Linked DNA regions of Homo sapiens: region 2 is linked to region 1. Evidence: chromatin loops called from intact Hi-C (ENCODE). Cell type or tissue: heart right ventricle. All regions are shown on one strand. Each heading gives the region's core, and the rest is flanking DNA. Links, peaks and the distances in the headings are about the cores only.

Region 1 (3,929 bases), core at 525-3,024:
AAAAATGAAGTCTCCCTGACAAGCATTCCAGTCAAATTCTGAGAGACAGGGTGGCCCCCCTGTAGAGTACAAAGTGAGAGATGCAGGGTTGAGACCTGGGACGGATGAAGCTCCTGCTGCTCTCTTCCCTAGTCATGCGGCCTGACACAGGGGAGGTGCTCAAGATAGGGACCCTAGGACCTCTGTAATAACACTAATGATAATCGTTAGCATTGTTGGCAAGACTGTTGTTAATGATTGATCAAATGGAACTCAAGACAGGAAGGTTTGGGAAGGCAGAGAAATGGGAACTAAAAGCTGGACCAGGGGACAAGAAAACAGGCCTTAGTGTCAGCCTCCACATAGCTATAAATACATCAACGTATGACTATAAATAGTTATACAAGTGCATAAATGTATTTTGAGCTCTTCAGGTTCAAAAACTGATCACTGGTCTGTGGCTCTATGGAAACGACTCTTTTCCTCATAATGAACACTCCCTTCTCCAGGCCCCCTTGCCCTCCTTTCTTTGAGCTTTCCTAGATTTATCTGAACTCTGGTAAGAATGAGGACTTTTTTTTTTAGCTGAACTTGTTTTGCTTGTTTAGATGGATTCTTTCGTGCCCTGATGCCTGAGGTTCAAGCTCTTCCTTCTGTGCATTCATACAATGCATAGGAGAAAGCCGCTGCTGCCCTGTAAACAATGCGCTCCTCTTCCAAAAGTGTCTGCATTTCTGTTTTCGGGAGACTTGATTCCTGTAGGAAGGATACTCAGGGTTCACGGTCCCTGGCCTATATGGTACTCATTTGGGGAGTGAGAGGCCTCTGATGCTGCCATGAAACCTCCATTACCTGATACCGTATGGAAAAAAGGTATATAATCAATAATAACACAGAGTACATGAGTCCCCAGATTTCCACGTCTCAGTCCTGTAGCACAAATTGTAAAGGGAAAATGCACCTCGTTATTTGTGGAAATCCTTCGGATGCCTGTTTGAGACATTCCTGCCTTCTAGTCGAAGTCTCCTGAATGCAATCTAAACTTTCCTTGATGGCTAAGGATCACGCACAGCTATTCTTTTTACTCTGCTCTATTACGCTGATGCCCTTTGTGACTACCTTCTGCAGGGTTATTTGCTCCTAAATGAAATGGCCCCAGCATCATTTCATGCTTTTGAAGTTTCTGCGCTCTCTCTTTCTCGCGCTGTGATCTTCTCCCTGACTGTCAGCACTCCAGTATCACTTTGTGCTCGCTTTGTTGTGCTTGTGTCGGATGGTGAGCGAACCCTCAGAACACAACTGTACAGCAGGACTTGGCTCACTGGACTCTCATTATCTGGCCACATCTGCAGCAGATACCAAATACAGGCTTTCTCAACACCCACTTCAACCTCCTTCCAGTGTGCTTTCTTTTCCACGAGCCTAGACAGCTGGAAACAATATACTGACTCCCTTGCGGCGAGACCCAAGTTCTATGGAGCAAATGCACCCACAGGATTGTAGAGGGCGGATGTTGTTACAGGAGGTGGTGACTATGCTCGGGTGCACTGGATCTTCCCACCCACACAGTGGTGGAGGTGTTTGTTTATCTGGACAGCTGTGGCGTAGGCTCTGCTGTCTGGTTCCCGGAATGTTGAGTCCCAAGGAGTGAGACAAAGGGGATTCCGTTAAAGGAGCCCTATGCCATGCCAGGTACTTCTCTGGTTCTCTGGCAGCCAAGCTTGAGTCCCTGGCATTCCTGAAAGGTTTGCAGGCCATCTAATATCCTGTATTAAATCCTTTTCTGTTTAAACTAGACAGAATAGATTCTGTTGTCTGAAACTAAGAACATTGACTGAGCCAACACCCGTCTGTCCCAAAACTGTAAGCTCCTTAAAGAGAAGAGATTTTTTTATGTCTTTATCTCCCCTATGCCCCAAACATACATTGCGCCTTAAAGACCTGTATTAACTGGATGACTGGACTAAGACAGGGTGGAGAGACAAGCTCCTCCGGAGGCCCCACCCACCACTGCCCTGATGCCCTGCTACAGTTCTGCTAATGCCTGGGAAATCAGATCACCTGGCTTATTAAACTCTGGTATAAAGTAAACATAGGGCCTGGCATGGTGGCTCATGCCTATAATCCCAGCACATTGGGAGGCCGAGGCAGGCGGATCACCTGAGTTCAGGAGTTTGACACCAGCCTGGCCAACATGGTAAAACCCTGTCTATACTAAAAATACAAACATTAGCTGGGTGTGGTGGCAGGCACCTATAATCCCAGCTACTTGGGAGGCTGAGGCAGGAGAATCACTTGAACCTGGGAGGTGGAGGTTGCAGTGAGCCAAGTTCGTACCACTGCACTCCAGCCTGGGCAACAGAGCGAGACTCCGTCTCAAAAAAATAAAAAAATAAAGTAAGCACAAACAAATCAGTTGTGAGTGTGGGTTGAGAGGATTTCGTATCACAAAAATCTGAAGACTGCAGTGCACGGCCAAATAGAAATGTGTTTTGTCGGCTCAGAGGCTCTTTTTCGTTTCCTGCTTGGCTAGCTCTCTGCTGCATTCCAAATAGCTGAGGGACTTCCAGATAATCAAAGTTCTCTAACCATACACACTGTTAGTAACTCCTTTCAGCCCCCTTCCTGTCCAGATGTACAAAGAGAATAGCAAAGGGAAAAAAGCCCAACACTTCCTCGCTACAGCCACCGAGCTGCTAAATCTCAGCAGTTCTGAATCATCACATCTTGCATTTCTCATTAACTGCCCCTCATATGCAGCATTTTCAATTAAGCTGGGAGCACTGCTGTACTAATTATGTTATGATATTTGTCCCCGCAGATTAATATGCACTCACGGTTTGGGAGTGCTGTCTGAATTGTATTTCTCTATTTACCTGTAAGGAAGCCCTTCCTTGACTTGTCCAGCTGTCCTGGACTTGGGGACTCAGGGGGATGGGACCTGTGAGGGTTAATTTCATGTGTCAAGTTGACAGGGCTGAGGAATGCCCAGATATCTGGTTAAACATTATTTCTGGTTGTGTCTGTGAGGGTGTTTCTGGGAGAGATTGGAGACCCCCCTCAACAATGTGTGTGGGCAGCACTCCGATCCCTTGAGGACCTGAATAGAACAAAAAGGCAGAGGGAGGGTGAATTTGCTCTGTGCTTGTGCTGGGAGATCCATCTCCTCCTGCCTTTGGACATGAGAACTCCTGGTTCTCGAGCCTTTTGACTCAAACTGGGACATATTACACTGGCTCCCCTGGTTCTCAGGCCTTAGGGTTTGGGCCAGAACTACACCACTGGCTTTCCTGGGCCTCCTGGAAGGTGGCAGATCATGGGTCTTCCAAGCCCTCATAATTGCCAAACCTTCATAATAAATCTCTTTCTCTCTCTCTCTCTCTCTCCTGTTGGTTCTGTTTTTCTGAAGAACCCAGACTAATACAGGACTCAAGAATTAGGTGCAGGCCAGGCACAGTGGCTCACACCTGTAATCTAACACTTTGTGACGCTGAGGTGGGTGGATCACCATAGGTCAGGAGTTCAAGACCAGCTTGGCGATCGTGGTGAAACCCCGTTTCTCCTAAAAATACAAAAATTAGTTAGGTGTGGTGGCACATGCCTGTAATCCCAGGTATTCAGGAGGCTGAGGCATGAGAATCGCTTAAACCTGGAAGGCAGGGGTTGCAGTGAGCCAAAATTGTGCCATTCCACTCCAGCCTCAGTAACAGAGCAAGACTCTGTCTCAAACAAACAAACAAACAAACACGCAAAAAGAATTAGGTGCTCTCAGTTGAGCTCTGTCTGCAGAGACAGCTCTGGTTGCAGAAGGACATGATGCCATCAAGTCACAGGTGAAACATCACAGGGCCCTCTAGGTGGGGCCACATTTTATGTTTCCTCTGCACCTCCACAGAGCCTTGTGCTCATCAGATATGCTCAGTTAACACTTTCTCATCAAACCAGTCTTG
Region 2 (3,929 bases), core at 897-3,396, 220 kb after region 1:
TTGCTCCTTTCTTCCATCACAAATAATAAATGATGCTGTAGAAAAATATGTAATTTGGGGAAATAGTCATAATATATATTTCAGTGGAAAATAATCTTATATATATACCAAATGTATAATACCAGTAGTTATTTCTTAATAAGATTAAAATGAATTTTTAGTTTCTTTTTTTTTTTTGCTTTTTAGTATTTAAACATTTCCATAAGGAATTCATTCTATTTTTGCTATAAGAAAAGTTTTGCTAAAAAAAACAAAAATAAGCCAGATGGTATAAATTATAATATAGTAAACTGTCTGCCAATCTTATACGTGGGTAGAATAATGATAATCCATTACATCTGTGGAGTGCTTTACAATTTACAAAGCATTTTACATCTATTATCTTTCATGATCATCACAACAGCATTGTGAGGAAGATCGAATAGAAATACTGTTTTATAGATAAGAAAATTGAGGTTTGAAAGGATCACATATGATGGAATCAGGGCTAGAACTCATAGCTCCTGATTTGGTCAGTGTTCTCTCCCTTGCCTCTCTATCTCTAGATGATTCTTACTATGTTTTCTCTCATTTTTCAGGAAGACAAGAAGACCCAGTAATGTTCTGCCTGCTACTTCCATTGCTATCCTTAGAGCCCTCTTTCTTCAACATAAGACTTGGAGGCCCAAAATGCCAGTACTTCTTTTTCAACTTTATTTTTGTCAAAGTTATTCATAAACATAATTTTAAAAGCTAAATATCACACAAGGATTTAATGCAAAACAGAGTCCACTGACCTACAATTCACCATCCAACTACACCTAATATTCCCTCTCCCCCGAGGCAACCATTTTAACTATTTGAGCTGTTTCTTCTAAATTTTATTTCCATATTTCTAAATATTCTGCTTCTACTATATTCTTGATTCTTTAATTGTTAGAAACTATCAGTATACTTCCTACTATTGAAGATGATCATTTAACTTTTTCCTCTTTATAGACACTTCCCTTTTCCCTATATCTTCAATGCACTTACATTAGAATTTTTATTAATGTTAGTATTGTCATTATTATGTGTGAAAAATTACTCTCAACTAAGCCATGTAGTGTACTATTATGTACTATATTGTTTTAATTTTTGTTTTCCCTTGAGTTAATAATTGCCTCTTTTCCTTTCATATTTGCTTAGTGTTTTAGGTACCTATTGCTATTTCATCCCCAAACTATCAAATTATAAATCTTCTCTCAGTACATTGCAGTATATCAATCTATCTCCTCCCCTCCCCTCCCTTACCATCCCCTCTCCTCCCTTCCCCTTCCCTTTCTCATAGAAATTTTATTTCCTTTTGTCTAAACTGTTCCCAATATAGGCTCCTTACTTTCTAGTCCTGCTGCATAGTTCTTGTTTTAAGATCCCTTGCCACCGTATTCCTAGGGATTTTATTGGATCTCTCTCTTGTATTTGTACCTTTTGTTTCCAGGATCCTGTATCTTCCTCTTTGTTTTTTTCCTCTTTATGCTGAGAACAAGTGTATAGAAGGTAAAGTTTTTGAGACCTGCTTTGGCTGGTTATAGAATTCTAGATTGAAAGTACATTCTTTATTATTTTAATGACCCTGATGGTTTTATTGTCTCTTGCTTTCAGCGTTGCTTATTAAAACTGACGGAATTTTGTCTCTTTCTCCTCTTTGGGTGGACTTTTTATTTTTCCTGCTCTCTGCAAATTTTTAGGATGGTCTCCTTTTCCCAGAGTTCAAAATTATATGAGGATCGGTGTGGGTCTTCCTTCATCCAATGTGCTGAACTGTGGCTGAGTTCTTCTACTCTAGAAACTCTGAGAAATTTGTTTATTTCATTGATAATTTCTTTGTTCTCTAGTTCCAAAGTCATCTTATTCACATATTGAATAAGATATTGAACCTCTCAGACTGTTTCTAATTTTTTAATCTTCTCTTTCCTATTTTCTACATTTTTGTCTCTTTGTTTTACTTTTGGGAGATTTTCTCAGCTTTGCCTACCAATCCTTCTGTAGACATTTTTATTTCTGCTGTCATATTTTTAACTTTCAGAAGCTTGTTTTAGTTTTTTGTTTTGTTTTTGAAATGAGGTCTTGCTCTGTTGCCCAGGCTGGAGTGCAGTGCTGTGGTCACAGTTCACTGTAGCCTCTACCTTCCCAGCTCAAGTGATTCCCCCGCTCCTCAGTTTCCTGAGTAGCTGAGACTATCACCATTGGGAGATAGTCTCACCATTTCTATACAGATTTCATTTACTTCTCCTGTTCCTTTTTTTAAGCACAGTATATCTACCTTTAGCTGAGCTGTTTTCCAGAAGTCCAGACTTTCTCAGGCTCACTTACTATAGTCAGTAAATCTCCAGTCCTCTCCTTGGGGGTTGACAGTGCAGGCACTCAGGAAAACAAAACGGAGAAGGGAACCTTAAGACAAACAACCAATTTTCCTTTTTTCCAACCCCACCCAGGCCCCTACTTTCAGAAATGCCTGAGGCTTCCCATTTCTGAGGTTTCCTAGTGCTCTGCAATGAAAATCAGATCCCTTCTGGATGTTTTCCACTGATAGCTTAGGTTTCACTTTCTCAGGTCTGCCTGTCAATTATTTCTTGTCCATCTGCTTTATAGTTCCAAAATGCTATTGTCTTCTCATTGGTTCTTTTTTCCTTTGTAGTTTTCTGCTTTCTTATCATTTCTCTGTCATTTTAGTAGGTGTTAGGGAAAGAACAGAGGTAGAAGTGTGTTTCTTCCTCTGTGTGTAACTGAAGTTCAAACTCTTCTTCCAGGCCAGTATTTTAAGAGGTATTCAACCCATACAAGGGTCTTGAGCTCTTTCTCTGAGAAGCACTGTGGCTCCACTGTTTACAGGATTATAGATGAATCCGGGAGGCAGAGTGGCATCATCTTTAAAACATAGATAATAACATCTGCCTAACTGGTTATTGTAAGGGTAACCGGGATGATGTTTGATCTGTAGTTTCAGATTCTAATAATTTGAAGAATGTCAATAAATAGCAGCTATGCTGTTTTTAATATTATAATTACTGGCAGACTGTGTTGGGGTGGACAGCTCATTGAGTTACTAAGGGAAGTGGTAAGGCAACAGTAGGGAACTAGAAAATCCTCTTCTACAAATGCTTTGATAAGAAGTCCTGGATTGCAGAAAGTAATAATTGATGATAGTAGCTAATATTTACTAAGCGCTTATTGTACCTCAATTACTGTGCTTCACAGGTTATCTCAATTAAGCATCACAACAACACTATAAATAAAAACCATTATTATCTTCATTTTAGAAATGAGCAAATTGAGGTGTGGTAATGTTAAATCACTTGGTCAATATCACACAACAAAGATGTGGCAGGTCTTAGATTAGAACCCACAGTTTGCTTTAGAGCTGTTACTCCTAATACCGAGGCCAGAGCTTCTCAAACCTTACCGTCATCACAAATCACCAGGGGATCTTGTTATACAGCGCAGCTCTGGCTCAGTAGCTCTGGTGTGGGGCTGCAATTCTGCATTTCTAACAAGCTCCCAGGTGATGCTGATGCTGCTGGTCCCAGGACCACACTTCGAGTAGTGCCTAGACTGTACTCTCTATGCTGGCCACATCATATGGAACCTAATTTGTCCCAGGTACAAATGGGACCACAAGAACAGTGATGGTACCCATCACACTGTCGTTCTGCCCTATGTGCATAATATGCGTAAACAGAACCTCAGAAATCATTTCTCCTACTGCACACTCTCCCCAGGAGCCCAGGCATGTCTCACACACTTAGCCTTCTCTGCTGCTTTGACTGCAAGATACTCACTACTTTCCACCACCTTTGAAGTCAAAGGTAGACCCTCACTGTTACCTGCTTCTATGGCCTTCTCTGAGCACACCATGCCTGGAGTTTTAACTCTGGGTATTCTGAAATATGCAAGAGCCTTAAGGTGTG

The links. Peaks named below come from ENCODE experiments on the same cell type or tissue, not always from the same donor. Only the 100,000 strongest peaks of a DNase experiment are listed, where the experiment ranks them.
Region 2: a loop joins it to region 1, with 2.4 times the contacts of the local background. A loop is called at or near these places in 3 of 110 quality-filtered maps.

The regions. Positions count from the first base shown.
Region 1 is chr11:79,235,320-79,239,248 of GRCh38, forward strand. All of the region lies in intron 2 of TENM4 (teneurin transmembrane protein 4), which reads right to left. Among named protein-coding and RNA genes, the nearest start is that of TENM4-AS1, 140 kb to the left of the region's middle. In heart right ventricle, for the core only: no CTCF peak of the experiment used is centred there; DNase peaks (open chromatin) are centred at 1,540 and 2,414; H3K27ac peaks cover 1,900 bases.
Region 2 is chr11:79,452,639-79,456,567 of GRCh38, forward strand. No RefSeq gene overlaps it. Among named protein-coding and RNA genes, the nearest start is that of TENM4, 14 kb to the left of the region's middle. In heart right ventricle, for the core only: no CTCF peak of the experiment used is centred there; no DNase peak of the experiment used is centred there; H3K27me3 peaks cover 1,337 bases.